7 separate regions of the Homo sapiens genome follow, and regions 1, 2, 3, 4, 5 and 7 are each linked to region 6. Evidence: chromatin contacts called from ENCODE Hi-C or POLR2A ChIA-PET data. All regions are on one chromosome and are shown on one strand. The core of a region is the stretch at or near the end of the contact, and the rest is flanking DNA. Distances in the headings are between cores, read along the strand shown. Region 1 holds the start of PCAT6 (prostate cancer associated transcript 6). Region 2 holds the start of RHEX (regulator of hemoglobinization and erythroid cell expansion). Region 3 holds the start of RABIF (RAB interacting factor). Region 4 holds the start of TMEM183A (transmembrane protein 183A). Region 5 holds the start of NUCKS1 (nuclear casein kinase and cyclin dependent kinase substrate 1). Region 6 holds the start of PPP1R15B (protein phosphatase 1 regulatory subunit 15B). Region 7 holds the start of ELK4 (ETS transcription factor ELK4).

Evidence for each region. A loop is a pair of places that touch in the nucleus more often than their neighbours do. ChIA-PET counts read pairs that join two places held with the same protein, here RNA polymerase II (POLR2A). Pooled maps may share reads with other maps.
Region 1: a loop to region 6 is called in a map of naive thymus-derived CD4-positive, alpha-beta T cell, with 6 times the contacts of the local background. The contact joins the promoter of PCAT6 here to the promoter of PPP1R15B in region 6. A Hi-C loop is called at or near these places in 2 of 168 maps with a recorded cell type or tissue (both naive thymus-derived CD4-positive, alpha-beta T cell), 1 of 37 single-sample maps with no recorded cell type and 10 of 50 pooled maps. POLR2A ChIA-PET finds 5 or more read pairs at or near these places in 1 of 52 experiments (WTC11).
Region 2: a map with no recorded cell type shows a loop between it and region 6 (14-fold over the local background). The contact joins the promoter of RHEX here to the promoter of PPP1R15B in region 6. A Hi-C loop is called at or near these places in 3 of 37 single-sample maps with no recorded cell type and 5 of 50 pooled maps.
Region 3: a map of CD8-positive, alpha-beta T cell shows a loop between it and region 6 (8-fold over the local background). The contact joins the promoter of RABIF here to the promoter of PPP1R15B in region 6. A Hi-C loop is called at or near these places in 1 of 168 maps with a recorded cell type or tissue (CD8-positive, alpha-beta T cell), 1 of 37 single-sample maps with no recorded cell type and 7 of 50 pooled maps.
Region 4: a loop to region 6 is called in a map with no recorded cell type, with 16 times the contacts of the local background. The contact joins the promoter of TMEM183A here to the promoter of PPP1R15B in region 6. A Hi-C loop is called at or near these places in 2 of 37 single-sample maps with no recorded cell type and 6 of 50 pooled maps.
Region 5: a map of naive thymus-derived CD4-positive, alpha-beta T cell shows a loop between it and region 6 (12-fold over the local background). The contact joins the promoter of NUCKS1 here to the promoter of PPP1R15B in region 6. A Hi-C loop is called at or near these places in 1 of 168 maps with a recorded cell type or tissue (naive thymus-derived CD4-positive, alpha-beta T cell), 2 of 37 single-sample maps with no recorded cell type and 11 of 50 pooled maps. POLR2A ChIA-PET finds 5 or more read pairs at or near these places in 1 of 52 experiments (T-cell).
Region 7: a loop to region 6 is called in a map of naive thymus-derived CD4-positive, alpha-beta T cell, with 9 times the contacts of the local background. The contact joins the promoter of ELK4 here to the promoter of PPP1R15B in region 6. A Hi-C loop is called at or near these places in 2 of 168 maps with a recorded cell type or tissue (CD4-positive, alpha-beta memory T cell and naive thymus-derived CD4-positive, alpha-beta T cell), 3 of 37 single-sample maps with no recorded cell type and 10 of 50 pooled maps.

The regions. Positions count from the first base shown.
Region 1 is chr1:202,809,686-202,812,601 of GRCh38, reverse strand. PCAT6 (prostate cancer associated transcript 6) reads right to left here and starts at 1,648. Exons shown (of 2, transcript NR_046325.2): 1 at 1,232-1,648; 2 at 690-1,027. LOC124904583 reads left to right here. Exons shown (of 3, transcript XM_047439549.1): 3 at 1,043-2,364. The coding sequence ends at 1,567. RefSeq lists a silencer at 1,552-1,781.
Region 2 is chr1:206,051,715-206,054,778 of GRCh38, reverse strand. RHEX (regulator of hemoglobinization and erythroid cell expansion) reads right to left here and starts at 1,606. Exons shown (of 6, transcript NM_001007544.4): 1 at 1,514-1,606. It overlaps LOC105372857 (a long non-coding RNA gene), which reads left to right. Exons shown (of 3, transcript XR_922473.3): 3 at 1-1,336. RefSeq lists enhancers at 1,491-1,550, 1,971-2,210.
Region 3 is chr1:202,887,739-202,890,539 of GRCh38, reverse strand. RABIF (RAB interacting factor) reads left to right here and starts at 1,391. Exons shown (of 2, transcript NM_002871.5): 1 at 1,391-1,567. The coding sequence starts at 1,442. RefSeq lists an enhancer at 1,356-1,625 and a silencer at 1,696-1,985.
Region 4 is chr1:203,005,697-203,008,627 of GRCh38, reverse strand. It overlaps TMEM183A (transmembrane protein 183A), which reads right to left and starts at 1,254. Exons shown (of 8, transcript NM_138391.6): 1 at 1,054-1,254; 2 at 765-854. The coding sequence starts at 1,162. It also overlaps the pseudogene MGAT4FP. RefSeq lists enhancers at 355-1,127, 1,128-1,902, 1,906-2,035, 2,677-2,931, a silencer at 946-1,195 and a cis regulatory region at 2,576-2,925.
Region 5 is chr1:205,748,676-205,751,724 of GRCh38, reverse strand. NUCKS1 (nuclear casein kinase and cyclin dependent kinase substrate 1) reads left to right here and starts at 1,543. Exons shown (of 7, transcript NM_022731.5): 1 at 1,543-1,768. The coding sequence starts at 1,752. RefSeq lists an enhancer at 1,100-1,349 and a silencer at 1,770-2,369.
Region 6 is chr1:204,410,490-204,413,429 of GRCh38, reverse strand. It overlaps PPP1R15B (protein phosphatase 1 regulatory subunit 15B), which reads left to right and starts at 1,613. Exons shown (of 2, transcript NM_032833.5): 1 at 1,613-2,940. The coding sequence starts at 2,019. RefSeq lists enhancers at 1,326-1,375, 1,386-2,085, 2,346-2,495, 1,802-2,636 and a silencer at 1,421-1,867.
Region 7 is chr1:205,630,761-205,633,531 of GRCh38, reverse strand. ELK4 (ETS transcription factor ELK4) reads left to right here and starts at 1,521. Exons shown (of 5, transcript NM_001973.4): 1 at 1,521-1,900. RefSeq lists enhancers at 1,134-1,443, 2,054-2,473 and silencers at 1,614-1,763, 1,854-2,043.

The DNA of each region.
Region 1 (2,916 bases), core at 399-2,898, 1.6 Mb after region 6:
AGGGTCTAGCCCTTTGAGCCCCACACCCAGGTAAACCAAAGCCCAGGACTGAGGGTGCAGTTACCCTGGATCTCAGTTGGGCTGAGTCATCAGAGAGGGATTCCAGGACAGGAGAGGAAGAGCAGATGGGAGGAGGAAGAGGTATTTATTAGTTACCAGGTGGCTCCCAGGACCCAGACCCAGCTTCCCAAGAACAGAAACCCAGAAATGAGCGCCTGGTCAAGGTGTAAGCTGTTCCCCAAGGGCAGCCCCGACAGCTGGGGCTAAAGCAGAACAGTGAGCACAGAAGTCCACCATAAGGGACCAGCTCAGCAGTAGACGATAGCATAGGAGGGGTTGCTGGTTCCCGGGAATTAAGCAGGGCAGGGAATGGGGGAGGATGGGTTTATCTCACCTGTGGTGCCCACCCATTGTGGAGGCTCCCTCAACACCGTTCTGAGCCTCCTTCCTGCTTCATGTGGTCAACCAGATTCTTCTTTGTCCAGCCCAAAGCTCCATCCTCAGCCAATGGTAGCCACAGAAACTCAAGGCCATTTACCCTCCCTTTCAACAAATATTTGTGGAGCGTGTGCCACGTGCCTGGTGCCAAGGAGAGAGACATTACTTCTTCCCTCTAGAGGCTTACAATCTGGCAGGAGAGGAATATGTATGGGGAGAGTGCAGGGACACCGCGGAAAAAAGACAAATACTGAGTTATAAGTGTTGTAATAGGGGGTAGTAACAAGACGTTGTAGGACTACACAAAATAAAACAAGGAGGCCAAATCGCAAGCGTTTGTGGGTTTCACAGGGGACATCTGACAGCAAACATTCCAGGGCACCGAGAGATGGTGAGGAGAGATGATGGCATTGAATTGGAGAGATGAGCTGAGATGGACTGCGCAGAGGACGAGGGAAAGCCGGTGCACTGGAGACTGGGGGAGACGAGAGGATCCACCGGGTTGGGAGGGGAAGGGTGGTGGTAGAAGCACGAGCAAGGCAGAGACCGGAGGCCAGGGCGGAAGGGAGGCTCACGGACACCTGGAGCCCTGAAAAGTTGTCAGAGGCGGCGAGGGGGTGGGGAGCGGACCCTACACGTGCGCTACGTGCTGCGCCGGCCGCTGGGGAGCCCGGTCTGCCCCCCTCATCCCAGAACCCGGTCCCAGGGCAGTTGCACGGCGCCCAGGGGGAGGGGAGGGAGGAAGTCCCCCCAAGTTTGCAACCCGGCAGCGTGGTCTTCGCAACGCGGTTACCGGAAGGAACGCGAGGAGCGCCTCATCACCAGGCGGGTGTATCTAGGGGCGAAGGCTGCAGATCTGGGGCGCAGGCTGGAAAGTGGGGTGCAGCCGGTTGACGTGAGGTCTGGGAGTTGGATGGACCGAATGAGGATGGAGACACCTAGGGATGTGTCCGAAGGATCTGGCGCTGCACAAATGAGGGCGGTTTGGGGGACGGAGGCCCGGGCGGGGGCGGAGTGTTGTCCAAGAGTAAGGAGGGGGTTCCTGGAGACGTGGCACTCGGAGCGGGGCTGGGTTCCGCTCCGGCCGCCTGGGCTGCAGCTCCGCTATGGCCTAGGAACCCGAACCTGACCCCGCCTAGGCCTCGCACCCAGCCCTCTGGGAGCTCCGGCCCCGGCACCTCCAGGCTGGGGTTGCCCAGGTCCGGCCTCTGGGGCGTCCAGCCGGCCCTAGACGAGACAATGCGGCCCGGGCCCCGCCCCCGGAGGATGACGCGCCCGGCTGCCGGCCAGTCAGCGCCCGTGGCTAGGCTCTTTAAAAAAAGAAGGGCCGGCGCGGTGTGGCTGTCAGCTGGGAGGGATCCCTCCGCCCATGTAAACATCATAAAGGGCAAGGGGAGCGTCTGTTGTGGGCGGGGGAGCGGCTGCCTTCCCGGAGAGTCCTCTCGGTCCCTAGGTTCCCCTCAAGACGCCGGCAACCGCCCCGTCCCTTAACGTCACACCGGGTCTGCTGGGAGCCAAACAGCTGCGGCCTGATCTGGGAGCGATAGAATCTCATCACTTAGGGTCACTACCGGAAATGGAGGAAGCCGGACTGGGAGACCTTGAGAGTTGGGAGCGAGAGGGAATCGTAGGACGCAGCTGAGAATTGGGAAAGATTTTCTTAGGCTTGTTCTTCCTGTCCATCTCAGTTAAATAATAATCATAACTCATGTAAGTCTAGAATTTGTCTCAAAGTTATGCCTACCTGGCTCGTAGGATGCCAACGTTAGGAGTGAAAATAGTCAACGCTCTCCCGAGAGAGCACATGACACTACATGAGCTTCATCAAGACCCTCGGAGGCCCAGAATGCGCACCAAAGAGCCATCGACGATAATTCTTCTACCCAACTTTTATTTAGTATTATTAAATATTCAGTAAAGTTAAAAGAAATTTGCATCAAATTCCTCTATACCCACTACCTAGATTCTATTATAACTTGCCACATCGCATATCTATCTTGCACTGATAATTCTTTTAATAGTGTATTAGCTGTCCCCTGGGCTTGACTCTCCATTGCAGTAGGGAGCAGGAAAAGACTCCAGGTCCCAAAGCCCTGGAGAGCTAAGAAAAGGAATACGTTCTCCCAGGACCACTGTGAACTCTTTCCTGGGCCCGGTACCTCTGGGAAAAATTTGTTGAAGGGAAGGCGGTTTTCTTCTCCCCCCACGCCCATCCCCCCTTTTAATTGAAGACTTCTTAAGCATAAGAGATTTCCTTCCACTAGGTGAATCTGAAAGCGAACTAAGATCTTGACAAACATTCCTTGCATACGTTTGGCAGCTTTCTGGATGAAAGAGGTCATTTCAATGTTGACGTTCTACTTTTTGAGCTTCCTCCTTTTTTCTGAGGCTGCTGGACACTACCCCCCCACCCCCGTCCCCCGTCTCCCGCCAAAAGAAAAAAGGCGCCTCAAAAGTGTTCGTATCTCTTAAAGTTCG
Region 2 (3,064 bases), core at 357-2,856, 1.6 Mb before region 6:
TACCTTTATATTAGTGTGTTATTAATTTTAAACTGAATTTTAATAAAACCTTGTAGACATATTTATCCAATTTTTCATGTTTGACCATAAGGTAAGATTTTATAGACTCTTTTTAACCTTTTATAATTTTTGTTAAAGAGCAGGTTGATGCTTTAAGAAAAACCTGTGGCATTTTTTACTTTAATGTCCAGTTCACAGAAAAACTGGATGATACCTTTTTAACTTTAGCTAATATGTTTACACACAGAATTTTCTTTATAATTAACGTTTTAAAACTTGCTTAAACTTTTAAAACAATAATTGTTTTTAACCTTTTAATGTAGGTAAAAATCCACATTCTTATGCCCCTTTATAATCTTTTTACCAAAGGTATGTTTTACTTTTCTTATACACCTTGCACATAAACTGTTTTTTTAATAGTACTCAGGAGGCCTTATTACTTTTAAATTATACAACATTTTTTGCATAAATTTTTTTATAACATTTTTTCTTTCACGACTTTTGCCGACAATTCTTCAATGTGTCTCAACTTTCTGACTTATTACAAACATTTTTTTTCTTTAAACACCAGTTAGTTTATTTCAGGACAAGAATTTACCATATAACACTCTTTTTACATAAATTCTGTCTCCCCCCACTTTTTTTTTTTTTTGAAGATAACCATTCCTTTTTTTTTTTTTTAAAGCAAACTTTCTTTATGCCTTTGGACTAGACTGTCTAAGGCCACAAGATTAGAAGTTACCATAATACATGTTACACTGTTAACTTTAAGCAAACTTCACTTTTGTTGAAAACCTTGTAAGTTTGGGATTTCAATTATCCTTTGCTATTAAGACCTTGTTTAGTCTAAATTAACTTAGAATTGGTATAGATGGCCTTTTTTTCTCTCTACTGGTCTTTCCTTGCCTCTGCCAGCCGCTTATGCTGCTGTTCTCTTAACTACGTTGGCGGGGCAAGGGGGTATAAAAGCAGCTGTAACTTTCTATGTATGGAAACTGGTCTGGGTGCCTTGGCTTACGGGTTACCTTGTGTCATACCTTTGAAACAAGGGACCTGTCCAGGCTTCCTTCTGATGGCCAACCCACCTCTAATGCTGGCCAGTCTATTTCACACAAAGTTCTAAGTTTTCCTGGTGTCACAGTAACACTGTAATCTCCCTTAAATTCTTTCTTGAATTTTTTTTTAACATAGTTCCTAGTGGGGTGGGCTTATTTGTACCTGACCCATGCTTCTTCGAGACAAAACACCACACCCACACCACACACATGCCACAAACAAAAAAACAGGTAAAAAGGGCATACACACTCTTGCAGTTTACACCAAACCAAAATCAAAACCAAAATCAGAGTATCCAGAAATCCAAGCCAGGTCAAAACCAAAACCAAAACCAAAGTATCACACAATCTAAGTCAAGTCAAAACCAGAACAGAAGTGCCAATGCAGGCATGTCGTGGGTGATCAGGCCACACTTCCACCTAGATGGAGTGGGGCAAGTTCCAAAGACTAGTCTTACCAAGTTTCAGATGTCCGGACTCCAAGTGCCAGTTCCTTCCCGGTGTTCAGCCACTGTGTTAATCCTCCACAGGGAACTGCTACACGCTGCTCTGGTGAGGCATTCCACCGGGGCAATTTCCTACCCGGGAGTGCTCTTTGGATCGCGTCACTCGGGCTGGCCGGAGTCCGCCTCAGGGATGCTCCACAGGGGAGGCCTAAGCCGCCTAAGGGGCTGCCTCGGCTGTCCATCAGTTACCTCGTTTCCTGGTCAGGGAACCAAGAAATGTAGCAGGACGAGCCGCAGACAAAACCCCTCAGACACCAAATTGTAGAAGGAAGGGCTTTATTCAGCTGGGAGCATCAGCAGGCTACTGCCTTAAAATCCGAGCTCCCCGAATGCACAATTTCCGTCCCTTTTAAGGGCTCACAATACTAAAGATTTCACATGAAAGGGTCATGATTGATTTGAGCAAGCAGGCGGTATGTGACAGGGGCTGCATGCACCGGTGGTCAGAGAGAAACAGAACAGGGCAGGGAGTTTCACAATGTTCTTCTATACAATGTCTGGAATCTATGAATAACATCAGTTTCTAAGTTATGAGTTGATTTTTAACTACTGGGTTTAGGCCAGGCAGGCCCAGGCCTGGTTTCGGGCCTGGCGCCGGACTGCCTGTCTTTGGTTTTACTTCCTTGTTGTTTTTCCTTAAAACAGGTACTGAGTATAAAACAATATAAAACAATATGAGAGGGTCTCTCTCTTCCCTCACAGTGACCTGGGTCTCAGACACTTCCTAACTGTGATCTTAGGACAAACACTTAGCTTTTCTGAGCCTCATCTGTGAAACAGACAGAATATGAATGCCTACCTCATGGAGTTGTTTAAGAACTCAGTGATCAGACTATTATTCAACAGTAATAACGAGCCAGGCCCAGTGGCTCACGCCTATAATCTCAGCACTTTGGGAAGTCAAGGCAGGAGGACCGCCTGAGCTCAAGAGTTTGAGACCAGCCTGGGCAATATAGCTAGACCTTGTCTCTACTTTAAAAAAAAAAAATCCGAAAATTAGCTGGGTGTGCTACTGCATGCCTGTAGTCCCAGCTCCTTGAGAGGCTGAGATAGGAGAATCACTTAAGCTAGGGAAGTCGAGGCTGCAGTGAGCCATGATCACACCATTGTACTCTAGCCTGGGTGACAGAGCAAGACCCTGTCACAAAAACAAACAAAGAAACAGAAGACAGGAATAACCACCATTTGTATTGTTCTAGTTTTCAGTTGGTCTTACCTGAGCAGAGTAATTGGGTGAGATTGTTCATGGAGGCATTGCTGGCTCTCTAGTCCTGGAACCTACAGTTGGTCCAATTCATTATGCCAAAGGGTCCGTCTAGGAGGTTCTTGTTCCAAGTATTGAGATTCCCGAGAGAAGTAGGTCCCCTTAGATAGAAGCAGAGTTTCTCAGAGGTATTTAGCAGCAGCTGGTGGACACAGGACTCAGGGAGCTGGCCCCCCTCTTCCCTTCCATGTCTTTCATTCCTGCATGGGAACCTGTCAGATGGGGAGATTGTTAAAATC
Region 3 (2,801 bases), core at 142-2,641, 1.5 Mb after region 6:
TGCTGACTAATGAGTTTCAGACCAACTTCACAAATAGTTCATACACTGAAGCCACAATGGTATGTTCTACAGAAAAATCAACACGTAAAACAGCTCCTTTTTCACTCTTCACAATCGTACACACTTTCATGTGCTCACATACATACACAGAGATACCCCTAATTTGGTGGTTCATCTTATTTTTTTAAGCTCCCATAACTGGCAACCAGCTACTTAGTTATCTAACCTGGGAAAACCAGCAGTTGCTTTGTGTCACCCCCATCACAATACAGACATCCAGCTAGTTTCTAAGTTCTGTACAATTTTAATTGTTTCAAGTCCATTCCCATATCTTTGTTCCCTCTGCTAGCTTCAGGGCCTTTCTGAGCTAGACTGATGAGGTAATAGCTACCTGATACCTTACCTCTACTCTTTTTCCTCTCTTCAATCTAGCCCCTCTATTTATTCATAGGTTATCTTTCTGAAGCACAGATAGGATCATTACAGTGCTTAACATACAGCAGACAGTAAATATCGAACAGTTATTTCTGGCCTAAAATTCCACAGATTCCCATTGTTCATGTTATTAATGTTAAATTCCTTAGCATGACATTAAAGCCATGGAGCTCTGGGCCCACTCTGCCTTACCTACCTCTACTACCACTTCTCCCCACGTGTAATGTGGGTCAGCCACAGTGGTCTACTAACCATTCCTAAATTTGTTCTCACCCTTGTTCATATATAATACTGTTCTGTCTGAAATAATCTTGCTTTCCTGACAATCCTAGTTAATTAAGAGCAGTGGCTTTAGAGTTGTGCTGCAACCTTTCTGATCTTTACCTTTCTCATTTTGTGCACAAGCGTGCCGACCCCGTAAGGAAACTGATGATTTAGTAAGTTTCTAAAGGCGCTTTGACACATTTTGCCGCATAGTAAATGGTCACAATGAGTAGAAGAGACCAGCAATTAAAGTTTCCACGCATCTTTTTCCAATACCGAAAAGATACATGCCCCTCTAAGTAGTTTCCTATAGAAGAAGCTAATGTGGCTAAAACTTGATGGGAAGTCCGACCCAGATTCCCTTCATATTGCCCCCAATAATGTCCCCATTTATTCAGGAGACTAAATTCAGATCCCAGAAAACTAAACAGTAAGGTCAACCTAATGATTTGTCTAGGTTTTAAGTGAAGCCCAGTGGCCAGGTGGGTATGGAGATGTGTCACTGGTGCCAAGAAGTGTCCCTGTCACAAAGCCTGCCGACACCTAGCCACTTAGGTTAGGCAATGAATGAAGGCGCTTGCGCAGTAGAGTCCAGAGCGGGGAAGCGGGCGCCTGCGCAGAGACATAGTGACCGTCCGCTCGCCGCCCCGCCTCTGCCAAGCCGCGCCAGCGCAGTGAATAACGAGCCAGCAGAGACAGCGTCTGCGCAGCCGTGGCTGAGGAGCCTGTGGCGGCAGCGGCGATGGAACCAGCGGAGCAGCCGAGCGAGTTAGTGTCAGCCGAGGGCCGAAACCGGAAGGCGGTGCTGTGCCAGCGTTGCGGCTCCCGGGTGCTGCAGCCAGGGACCGCTCTCTTCTCTCGCCGACAGGTAGGGAGGCAGGTTGGAGGCCGTTTACACCCACAGTCTCCCCCGACGAGCCGCCGCAGTCAGAATCTGAACCCCGGCTCTTCAATTTCCGGCAACCGCGCCCTCCTCGCGCGGCCTTAAGCCCCGCCCCTCGGGCCTCAGCTCGGCGAGGCTCCGCCCCTGGGGCCGCTGAAGGCTAGGGAGGGAACCGGGTCCCGCCCCGGCATCTTTTGCCGCGGGAACCCTTCCCTGGGCCACCCGGCCCAGCCAGCCCGGCCCTCTGCCCCCGGGGGGGCTTCGAGCGCGGGCCGTGCGCCCCGCCGCCGTCCAAGGCCGGTGCTCCGCGGGCGCGTGGAAGGGAGGCGCCCCATTCCGGCTCTCGGAGCTCCCGCCAGCTTGCAGGACCCGGCAGGTGCCTCTCGGCCGCCGCTCACCGCGGGTGTTGCTGGGTTCCTTTCCCACTTTAGACCTCACCCGCCAGTCCTGAATTCACCGTCTCATTTATGACGGGCACCTATCTGCTCCACAGAGGATCCCCAGGAACAACTGGTGTTGGGGACGCGGCAAAATAACCCTGGTAACCTACCCACTTTACCGAGGCACTGGAAGCCTGTGGTTTTCCAGATGAATCATATTTCAAGTGCAGTAGATCCCTGACGTCCTGGAAGTAAATTTCGAAGAAAAACTTTTTTTTTCCCTTCAGTTTAGGGATTTTAATACCCTTCCTACCACCATCATCGCAAGTGAGAAAGTTGAAAAAAAAATTTATTTCGGTAAACTGTGTTGAAGTGCAAATATAATGTCATTTCAACCATAGACACATCCTATCATTCAAAATTATTTCTAAAAATATGCAGATCATTTTATTATTTCACGTGCTTGAACAGATGGTGAAGTGTAATGTCTAGTAGAAGAGCAAGAGGTACCCATTCGTCCAAAACAGCCTTTCATCAAAGGAGGAAAAAAGGGAATCTGTGTCTGTTGTTTTGTAGGTATTTTGATGACTTTTGATCTAGAGATTGGTGGAGGTCCCGGGGTTCTTTTAAGACTTCAAGGTTTAGGAGTAGAGTTCTCAATTAATTTTACGAAGTTAGTGGCATTATGGAGTCAGTGGAAAGAACATGGATCTTGGAATTGAAACATACATGGAATTGAGTCCTGACTATCATTCATTAACATTAAAACAGTTAGGCTGGGCGCGGTGGCTCATGCCTGTAATCCCAGCACTTTGGGAGGCCGAGGCGGGCGGAACACC
Region 4 (2,931 bases), core at 5-2,504, 1.4 Mb after region 6:
AGGAGAATGAGATGGCACACAGCTCCACCCAGAAATACAAACAACTTAGCCAAGGTATCAGCATCCATTCAGGAAAGGGGGGAAAAAAAACATCGTTGAGAGAGAAAGGTGAGAATCTGTCACCAAAAAAAATAAAGATTTTAGTATTTTAAATACAAAAAAAAAAAAAAAAAAGGAAAGCAATGGGCAAACTGACTCCAAAGTTGCAGAAACTCCTTTTTTCAGCCCTGAAGAAAAAAGGTGTGTACAATTTTTCCACTATAAACCCTGCAGGATAAAAGCTGATTTGTATTCTCATAAGGTCTACAGAGAAATGTTTGAGACAAATTGAATCCAATTTAATCCTGGTCCTGAGCTGGAGGCAGTAGGTGTCATAAAACACAAGTCTCAGACCCATGAGTAAACAGACTGAAAGCAAGAGAAACACCAGAAAAGGAAAAGAACACTCCAAGGTTATTAAACAAGGAAGCAAACTGCAGAGTAAAACATGTGAACTACAGCAAAGAGATTAATAACCAAGAAGAATGCAGTGGAAACTAAAAAGTATGCAAACATGTTTTTAAATGCAAAGAAAGAAAGAAAATATTTCTGCTACAGAAACTGCTACTCTTGACTAATCCTCCTCCACCCCAATATGTAAGTTAACACTAACGAAAGCAAACACGGTTACAGGAAGACGACTAAAGGACTGCAAGAAAAACAGAAATAAAATACCTAGTTCTGTCTTCGCGGCATGAGTCTTTAAAGGCTCGCGCAAAGCTTACCTTCCTGCTGAACAGCGTTGGCTACGGCTTTCTTGACTCGTCCAGACCTCACGACCGCCGGATCCGAGTTGGCGTAATCCGCCACGGTCACTGCAACACAGCACCAACCCTCAAGGAAGAGGCCTTCTCTCGTCAGCGTCTTCCCCGCCAACACCTCCTCCTCGCTGCAGGCCCCCGGACCGAGCCGCCCTCCAGCCGCGGGCACGCGAGCGCTCACCTCGGCACGGTCCAGCCCCCTCCCAGCCGCCAGCCCCCAAAATGTTTCAGCGCCCCTGCCCCCCTCGCCCACCTCGGCCGGAGCAGGCGTCGTGGGCCCGGAACTTGAGTCGCTTTCCTCTCTTGGGCATGGCGACCGTATCGGGGCGAGGCCTGCCTAGCGGGCCGGGCCCCCGGGCCATGTCTCCGGCCGGAGAGCCGGCCCCGGGAGCCGCAAGCCAGCTCCGCCCGGCTCCGCGGCCATCCCACACCGGAGGCCGCTAACTCTCGCGAGAACATAGGTCCGGGTTCCGAGTCGCGTTGTCGGACGACGCCTCTCCACGCGAACCAATCATCGCCAGGTGCAAGGATACGTCATCATCCGGCACCCGCGAATCAAGCTGGGTCCGGGTTCCAGGTGGAGAGAGAGCTGTTGTACTGGGTGGTGTCGCGTATCGCCGTACCTCGTGTGAGATGAATGGTGTCTCAGAACCATAGCCCACACCTGTGTTGATTAGAATTGAGAGTTTACATCCTGGTCTCCGGGATTCTTCTTAGTAACTCCTCTGTCCACACTCCAGGTCCACTTCAGCACCAAAATGCATATACACTGTCATCTTCGTGCTCTATCTCGGACCACAGAGACTGAGCGCCTGCTAGTCTAACATAGGTCTGTAAGAGTCTTCACTCTATTTTACGAAAGCTATAAATAAATTTCTGAATTCTCAAAATAGGAGAAGGAGTTCTTAAAAGCTTCCAATCGGCCGGGCGCGGTGGCTCACGCCCCTAATCCCAGTACTTTGGAAGGCCGAGGCGGGCGGATCACGAGGTCAGGAGATCGAGACCATCCTGGCTAACACGGTGAAACCCCGTCTCTACTAAAAATACAAAATATTAGCCGGGCGTGGTGGCGGGCGCCTGTAGTCCCAGCTACTCGGGAGGCTGAGGCGGAAGAATGGCATGAACCCGGGAGGCGGAGCTTGCAGTGAGCTGAGATCGGGTCACTGCACTCCAGCCTGGGCGACAGAGCAAGACTCCGTCTCAAAAAAAAAAAAGTTTCCAATCTATCACCATATAAGGTTAGCCGAGAGAAAGGACGAAAGAGAGACCCAAGGTCAGCCGAGGAAGTTTATTAACCTGACGGCTGCTCCACCACAGACAGAGGAGGCACCCCTGAGCTTACAAAATGAGGGGTTTATATGGGGGAGAGAGACCCTGGGGTTGTTTGCTGGTTAATTTTGCCACATATTAGCTTGTGACGTTTATTACAGGAGGGTGTAGGTAAAGTTTGTTTATGCTTCCCATCACCTTCCCCTGTGCGGTCCGGATGATTTGTAATTGGGGTTTGTTTATTGCAGCAAGGTCTGATAAGTGAAGTCTGCTGGCTTCATAAGGACTTAGAAGTGTAAAGAGGCTTGGGGGAAGGAGAAGAGTTGCAGAGCATTAGGGGGAGGAGTGAGCAGCACGGAGAGGTTTGGGGGAAGTGTCGGCAGTACCAAGAAGCTTTTTGGGGCAGTTTGTTCCTAACACACCATACCTCCAAAAAACTACTAGAAGCATCCATGAAAAACTATCGCAGAGGCAGGAAGGTCACTTGAGTCCAGGAGGTCAAGGCTGCAGTGGGCCATGATTGCGCCACTGCACTCCAGCCTGGGCTACAGAGCGATACCCTGCCTCAAAAAAAAAAAAAGGAGAAAAAGAAAAAATAACGTCTTTCCTTTGTATTGAGACAGAAGCGAGTCACTGAGTGAAGATTACAGAACTGTAAGGGAGCAGGACCCTGGGCTAGTATTATCAGGCCTCTGAGCCCAAGCCACGCCACCGCATCCCTGGTGACTTGCACGTGTACGCCCAGATGGCCTGAAGTAACTGAAGAATCACAAAAGTGAAAATGCCCTGCCCCGCCTTAACTGATGACATTCCACCACAAAAGAAGTGAAAATGGCCAGTCCTTCCTTAAGTGATGACATTA
Region 5 (3,049 bases), core at 294-2,793, 1.3 Mb before region 6:
ATGACATGGAAGAGACAAAAGATATTAATTTGTTTAATGCTTCACTGGTGGACTGTGCTATTCTCTTCTTTTTGGGAAGCCAGATTTTACAAAGGGAGACTTTCAGGAGGCAGATGTGGTGTGTTTTTTGTTGTTGTTGTTTGGAAAGTGTATCTTCAATTGGTTGTTAACTGACTGCTCATTGGAGACTTCTGCCAGATGCGCCCAGATCATTAGTCCGTTTGAATCATCACGTCTTCCAGGCCCCACCCTACTCTCTGATAGGCCCCACCTTCACCGTGGGGTCCTGTTAGTCAAGATGCTCTGAGAGCGCACAGCCACCAAACAAAAATGATCGCTTTGACTGTGACAGGGATTGACGTCTATTTTCGATAGCAGACTCAGCCTTAGCCATTCACATAGGAATCCTGAGCTCTGCCTTTGAGAGTATTAGGCATCCAACAAATGCTCACGGATTTAAGTGAAATGATGTGCGTTACTTTCAGTTATATGACTTCGAAGAGTCTTTGTTTTGTTTTTCAAAGTGCAAGGGTAAATCAATAGAATTCATAGGGTCTTGAGCCAGCTCCACCCATCTCTACCCAGGGACGGAATCATCTTTTAAAACTTGGATTTAACACTTACGTAGCACTTACTGTGAGCCAGAGACTATCCTAAAGACTTTTGATAGATATATCAACTCATTTAATACTAATAAGCCTATGCAGTTAGGTACCCTTGTTTCCCATTTTACAGATGAGAAAACTGAGGCACAGAGAAGGAAAGTTATACCACCATTAAGTAGTGGACCTGGGATTCCACCTGAAATACCTTGTGGCCCCTGAGCTCATGCTCTTAGTTATTGTACACCTGACTCTTTTCTTAAAATAGTAATGCACCAGACTGGGACTTTAATGACCCTGAAGTGGATCTCAAGGTCCAGAATGGAGAATGGTAATTGGGGGTGAAGATATTCCTTGATTATGATCCTGCCTCTCTACTCCAGCAGCCTCATTTGGTCCCTGAGGGTTAATGCCGAAGCCAGGGTAAGGGGCTTGTAGGTTTAAGGTCAAATTTTTTGAACCTAAGGAATTTCCCTCCAATTCTGTAGCAGCCCCGCAGTGACGAATCTGCTGCCTCTCCCACGGGTTTTGCTATTAGAGGATTTTCAAGGTGATCAAGGCAGACGAGATGAAACACCATTAAACTAACACTGAGCAACGCTGAACCCTACATAAATCTTTTTTTCTAGTCTTTCTAAGATACGACCCCAGACGAATCTGCAACTCTGGAGTGGAAACCAGGGGGCGGGCTAAGCAGCGACCATTTTTGTTTTGCGGCCGTGCGCTCTCAGAGCATCTTGACTAACAGGACCCCCACGGTGAAGGTGGAGCCTATCAGAGAGCAGGGCGGGGCCTGGAAGACGTGATGATTCAAACGGACTAATGATCTGGGCGCATCTGGCAGAAGTCTCCAATGAGCAGGCGTGTTGGGGAGGAGCGCACAAACCCTAGTGGGTTTGGTTGCACGGCGGCTTTGGCGCATTTTCGGCTGGTTTGATTCATCCATTTTGAAGAGACGGGGGAGCGGGGGGCTCGTCTGTTCCAGGAGCCCTGAACCAAAGAGCAGCGGAGTTTGAGAAGCCAGCAGCTCGGGGTTCGGCAGCAGCGGTCCCATCGGCTGAAGTTCGGGGGGGGTGGGGCGCCGAGCGCGCGGGGTGGGGGGGGTCCTGGTCTTTGGCTTCTCGACTCGGTCCTGTTTCGACAGCGAACATGTCGCGGCCTGTCAGGTCAGTGCGGAGTCTGAGGCCTGGAGCGGGTTGGAGGGGGATGGGGGCGAGTGGTGAAAAGAGTGGGGGACAGAAGGCTAGAGTCCGCCATCCCCGGTGCCGCGCGCGGCCTCCTCCCTTTCGGGGCCCGCGCGCACCCTTGAGCGTGGGGGGCCCTGCTGGCGCGCGGGGGTGGTGGCTGCGCGCCCGTGCGCGCGCCCCTCCCCGCCCCGCGCCGCTGCAGGGCTCCGGTCTGCTCAGCTGCCTCCCCCACCCACCGCACTAGAGCGGGCGGGGTGTCCCTGAGCCGCCAGCGGCCGGAGGGGGAGGGGTGTGAAGTCAGCGCCCCCAAGAGGCCCCACCTCCTCGGGGCCGTCCCCTTGGAGCCAGCGCGGGGAGGCGGGCGGACTCGAGCTCCACTCCCCACCTTCAGCGAGGAGGGGCGGAGGCACCCGTATTGCCCCTTCCCCCAGCGACTGGCGCGGGGGTGGGGGCCCTGAGCCCTCTCTGTAGCGGACGGGGGTGTTCCTGGCAAAGGGGGAGGGGCAGCACTGCCAACCGGCCCCGCCTCTGTCCTTCGGGGTCGCTGCAGGCCCCGCCTCCCGGATCGGGCCGAGCGTGGGCGGGACCCGTTTTTTTCCCCCCGGGCAAAAGTGAGAGTTCGGGACTGGATCCTGGAAAATAATGGGCTGCTGCCTCTCTCCCCACCTCAGAGTTTTGAGAGAGTTAACCCCAAAGTTCGCTCTTTCTCTCCGACTAGAAATGTCCTTCCTCGGGGAAATGTCCGTACTCAGGGAGGTGCGGGTTAACAGCACGGCCCAAATCCCGTGTGGTTCTCGTTCCACTCTCACCCGCGTACGCGTCTCGGGATATTTTTGTAACCCTCTTGTCCCCGAGTGACTTTAGTAATAAAAGGGCTAGGTTCGGGTAACCATCAGACTTCATTCTCGGAATTTCAACAAGTTTGCTATTCCCCCAGCTGTCGGTGGAATCGTCCTATGCCATTCTCCAGGCTATTGTATGGAATGTGCCATTTATGGAGGGGTGTGGTTTAGTCCAATCTGTTGAGGCCTTAAAAAGGAGAGCTGTTGCAAATAAATATTTTTAATGTAAGGAATTGGCTTCTTTGCATAGTGTGTTTTCTAAATAAATAGATAAAGGCTTAGTTTTTAAATGTTTTAACAGTCGTTGCTTCCCCTTCATTCCAAGTTGTGTGGGAAACGGAAGTACCTTTAATTAGAGTTCTAAAGAGAGGTTTGGGACCCTGGCAAGGGTTTTGTTCTACACCGTTCTGTCTCCAGA
Region 6 (2,940 bases), core at 364-2,863:
AAATTACCAGCCATTTTTTTTTTCAAAGGATAGTGGTCCATGTTTCCTTTTTGGCTGTTGTATTCTGTGGTTCTGGTTGCTAAGGAAGTATTAATAAATATGAATTGAATATGTTGCCTGCTTGGAAGCATAAAAGAGAGTAAATAGTTCTGGGGACTGAGCTGCTTCTCTGTGAGTTTAGTTTGCCCCACACCAGACATGTATGTACGCAGCACTGCCCAACTTTTACATAAGATCTCAGGTTGATGGTCTACATAGTACTGAACAATAGGAGAACCCTGAAATATCTGTCAGGCTGGGCGCAGTGGCTCACGCCTGTAACCCCAGCACTTTAGGAGGCCGAGGCGGGCAGATCACTTGAGCTGAGTTTGAAACCAACCTGGGCAACACGACGAAACCCTGTCTCTATAAAAATATGCAAAAATTGGCCGAGCACGGTGGCTCACGCCTGTAATCCCAGCACTTTGGGAGGCTGAGGCGGGCGGATCACAAGGTCAGGAGATCGAGACCATCCTAGCCAACATGGTGAAACCCTGTCTCTACTAAAAATACAAAAAATTAACTGGGCGTGGTGGCACACGCCTGTAGTACCAGCTACTAGGGAGGCTGGGGCAGGAGAATCGCTTGAACCCGGGAGGCGGAGGTTGCAGTGAGCCGAGATTGCGCCACTGCACTCCAGCCTGGCGACAGAGTGGGAATCCGTCTCAAAAAAAAAAAAAATTTAGCTGGGCGTGGTGGTGCGAGCCTGTAGTCCCAGCTCCTCGGGAGGCTGAGGTGGGAGGCTCACTGGAGCCCAGGAGGTTGAGGCTGCAGTGAGCCGAGATCGCACTACTGCACTCCAGCCTGGGCGACAGAGCTAGACCCTGTCTCAAATAAATAAATAATAAAAATCTAAGACTACGATAACCCTACAGTTGGCCCGCGGGGCATTCAACCTTCCATGGATTGAAAATATTCGGGAAAAATAAAGATAATAAAACATAATACAAATAAATACAGTATAACAACTAGTTCCATAGCACTTGCATTGTATTAGGTATTATACTTAATCTAGGGGATGGTTTAAATATCTGGGAAGGTGTATGCAGGTTATATGCAAACACTATACCATTTTACATAAGGGACTTGACCGTCTGCGGATTCTGGTGTCTACGGGGTCCTGGAACTAATCCCCATTTCATGAGAGGGGATGACTGTACACACGTCAGTGTGTATTAGGCCATCAAAACGCCTCCGGGAAATTCTCGGGTTATTTTGAAAACCCCTCCCCTCCCCAAGACCTTTAACCTAGAGGGCTGTTGGGGCGGTCTCCTAGGAGACCACACAGAAACGACTGCGCATGCGTGCATTCCCCCCCCCCCCCCCCCCCCCCCCCCCGCCCCGGCTGATGCAACCTCACGCTGCCGTGCGGCTCTACCTCGAGTAAGGAAGCCGACAGGGAAATCTGGCAAAACCAATCGGCGGCCACACGGAAGTGGGCGGAAAGGCCCGCCCCCCGGGGATTTTGCGAGTGACGTTGGGCGGCGCGGCGCTAGGGACGTAGACGCCCAACAGTCCTGCGTCTCTTCCGGCGTCTAGGGGGGTGTCCTGCCGGCGCGCGGGCCCTGCGGCCATTTTGGGCTTCGCTTCCACCGCACCAGCCGGCCTACCCAGTCCTTCCGGTATCGCGTTGCTCAGGGGCTTTTCAACCCTCTGTCAGTCGGAAAACCATCGCCGAGGCCGTGGGGGGACTCCTATCCATGGTGTTGAAGCGTCGAGCCGACTAGGGAACCTCCTTCCCCGCCAGGATGGAAGTCGCATCAGTCGCCGCCTATTGCGCGGGCTGTTCTTCCCTGTGTTCTGCCGCCCGCTGCCGCATTCGCTGCCCTCTGTGGCTTTTCTGCTGGCTCGAAGATCGGCCTGGAGCAGCGACGCCACCGCTGGGCAAGGCCGAGACTCTGTAGGCTTCCTCCGAATCCCGTCGACCTCCAGCCGCTGAGCGCCGCGGCCCTACCTGAGAGACTGTCAAGAAAAAGGAGATGGAGCCGGGGACAGGCGGATCGCGGAAACGGCTTGGCCCTCGGGCGGGCTTCCGGTTCTGGCCACCCTTTTTCCCTCGGCGATCGCAAGCAGGCTCTTCTAAGTTCCCGACGCCTCTTGGCCCGGAAAACTCCGGGAACCCCACACTGCTTTCCTCTGCCCAGCCCGAGACTCGGGTCAGTTACTGGACGAAACTGCTCTCCCAGCTCCTTGCGCCGCTCCCCGGATTGCTTCAGAAGGTGCTAATTTGGAGCCAACTTTTCGGTGGAATGTTTCCGACCAGATGGCTAGATTTTGCTGGAGTCTACAGCGCCCTGAGAGCCCTGAAGGGACGGGAGAAACCAGCCGCCCCCACAGCGCAGAAATCTTTGAGTTCGCTGCAGCTCGACTCCTCAGACCCCTCGGTCACCAGTCCCCTTGATTGGCTAGAGGAGGGGATCCACTGGCAATACTCGCCCCCAGACCTAAAATTGGAGCTTAAGGCCAAGGGAAGTGCTTTGGACCCTGCAGCACAGGCTTTTCTCTTAGAGCAGCAGCTGTGGGGAGTGGAGCTGTTGCCCAGTAGCCTTCAATCCCGTCTGTACTCTAACCGGGAACTTGGCTCTTCGCCCTCTGGGCCTCTAAACATTCAACGCATAGACAATTTCAGTGTGGTATCCTATTTGCTGAACCCTTCCTACCTGGACTGCTTTCCTAGGCTAGAAGTCAGCTATCAGAACAGTGATGGAAATAGCGAGGTAGTCGGCTTCCAGACACTAACCCCAGAGAGCAGCTGCCTGAGAGAGGACCATTGTCATCCCCAGCCGCTGAGTGCAGAACTCATTCCGGCCTCGTGGCAGGGATGTCCACCTCTTTCTACGGAAGGCCTACCAGAAATTCACCATCTTCGCATGAAACGGCTGGAATTCCTTCAACAGGCTA
Region 7 (2,771 bases), core at 272-2,771, 1.2 Mb before region 6:
ACAACCCTTAACTGTTCTTGGTAGGGGGCTTTAAAATGAAATCTTTTTATAAACAAATGTTTCCAATAGGTGTATCCTAAACAGCCTACCTTAATACTTTTTTTTTTCTTGGTTTCCAAGATGGAACTTGTTGCAAGGAAAATTTTATGTTAGGGGCCAAGACTGCTAGTGCTTTTCAGATACTGCATGTTCCTTATAAAACATGTCTTAATATGTTTGCATGCTTTGGTAAAACTAATTTTGGAAAGGTAACATCTTTTGGTAGAGTTGTTTTTACAGGAATAGCTACCTTTGTGGATTATAATTACTCTGTATTATGGAAGAGGAGGCTGGAAATCAAGGAAGTGATGATTCTCTTCCAAAAGCCTACAAAAGGATGACAGAATCACATTTCACTCAGTGAGTTCAATTAACTATACATTCAATTGTGGGGGCAAAAATAAATGACACCACGATTTACTGGGTATCTACTATGTGCTAGGTAATGCACTAAGTACATTATGCTCTATACTTCATTTAATCCTCTCAGCAATGCTGCTCATTATCGTCATTTTACATGAGGAAACTGAGGTCCAGAAAGGTTAAGCAACTCACTACAGGTCACACAGCTAGTAAATGGCCTCGAATAACCAGTAACTCAGACACTGACCTCTCTTTGGTTTCTTGTTAAACAAACACCTAATTTATTTCTTGGAGGTTTTGTTCAGCTGTCCTAATTTATGACTTTACATTCCTTCTGGTGCTAAACTGCTCAAGTAGCCTCTTGTATCAAGTGTGACCTGATTCCTTAAGAATTTTACTTAATGAGAACCTCTAAGCTAGAAACTCTTGCTAGGTGTTTCATGCACCTTATTTTCTTTAATCATTACAACAACTCTAAGATTGGGTTCTCTCCACCTTATAAATGATGACTGTTTTAGAGAGGTTAAGGTTGCTTAAAATTGGTGAGTTAGTGAGGGGTAGAGCCACGAATGGATTTCTGGTCGCTGCCTCCATCGTCAGGGCAAGCTTTTCCCACGACTCCAGCGCTTCCATTTGTCAGTCCCCAGGCTAGAAAGCCACAGTGCTAATTTAGTATTTATCAAGCGTTTGTAGTGTCCTGGGATCTGGCACTTCGATGAGAAAGCTGTGACGGCCCCAACTTCTAACAGCGAGTGGTAAGGAGGACGAGGGACACAGGAGGGAGGAGACTCTCCCCAAAGCTTAGCACCAACAGAAGTGGTCCCCCGCAGGTTGCTCTGCGAGCGCCACCTCTTCCCTCCAACCGAGGAGAAAGTGGCGCGCCTTTGAGGAGTCCGAGGTCCCGGCCCAGGCGGCAGCTTGGGTCCTGGCGGGTTCCGGACGGGCGCCTCAGGGACCTGGAAGCAACCGCACCGAACGCGACGGAGAGCGGCGAGACGACTCCAGGAGGCGCCCGAGCTACATCCCCCGGCCACACCAAACCCGGGTTTGCTGGCAGACGCGGCTCACGACACCCCTTAGGGTCGCAGCCCCTCCCCCGGAAGTGACGTGTAGCGACTACGGCGTCTGGGAGGGACCCAGGAGCAGTCGGGGGGTTTGAGAGTGGCGGCGGCCGCGGAGGGCCTGGCAGGCCCCGCCGCTGCAAGGAACGCCCCGAACGCGCGCGCCCGGCGTGTAGCGGCCCCAAGACCCGCGCCGCCGCTGCCGCGTGCGGGGGCGGGGAGGGCGGGGCGCCAGGAGCCGCGGCGGCGGGAGATGCGGGCGGCTGCGGGCACCCGGCGGGCTCGGCTTGGCCGCCGCCGCCTTCTACGGCTCCGCCGCGGGGGTCGCAGCGGCTGCCGCGCCGTCCTCGAGTTTCCAGCGTGAGGAGGAGGCTGAGGGCGGAGAGGCGCATCGTGTTCGAGGCGGAGACCGAGGGGGAGCCCCGCGCGCGGCGTCGGTGAGCGGTCAGCCCCGCGCGCCCCCTCGGGATCTCGCGGCCACAGCCCCACCGGCCGGGAGCGGGGGCGGGGGCCGAGGGGCGCGCGGCACAACAGGAAGTGGGGGCGGGGGCCGGGGCCGGGCGCGCGCGCTCCCCTTGGGTCCGCCCCCGGCCCGCCGGGCACCGCGGCGCACAGGTGGACGCCGCAGCGCACCGCTCAGCTCTCGTCGCCTCTTGGTCCCCCGAAGTCTCGTGGGCGAAAGGTGGCGGCGATTTTTTCGGCGTGGATGGGGAGGAGGGGAGCAATTCTCATTTTCTGTAGTGACAGGAAGTTGGAAAATGAAAGTACAGTAATTCAGTGCTTACCAAGGCCCGGTGAGGTTGCACCTCTTCCCCCAGACTTTGATCTCCTGTAGGGCACACGCGGCCGTCCGCGTTTCTTCCTCTCCCCTAGCTCGCTAGTCATCCGGTGTCGAGTTTCATTTCTTTTTCTCTTTCGCTCCAGCGGCCCCCCGCCCCTCTTTACTTTCCGCCTTGTGCACAGCTGCATCGAGGCTGGTAACTTCATTCCTGGGAAGATCAATTGGAAACATCTTTCGGGGCGGGATAGTAACTGGCCTTGGAAGGAAATAGGGATGTTGTTGACTGAAGTAGTCAAAAGTACACACTTCACTTTTTCTCCAGCTATTGCTATTTGAAATTTGGGGAATTTAAATAAAGATTCTGGAGTTCTATGCCTCATCAGAATGGTTTGTCCATCTCTTTGGTTGATAGATCAGATCCTCTGTCGTCTTTTCCCACCCCCTACACCCCCTGGCTTGGAAAACTTGGTGCTTCAATATTTAGGTTTGGCAGCGGTGTTTTCATTAAAATGTAGTATGATTCAATA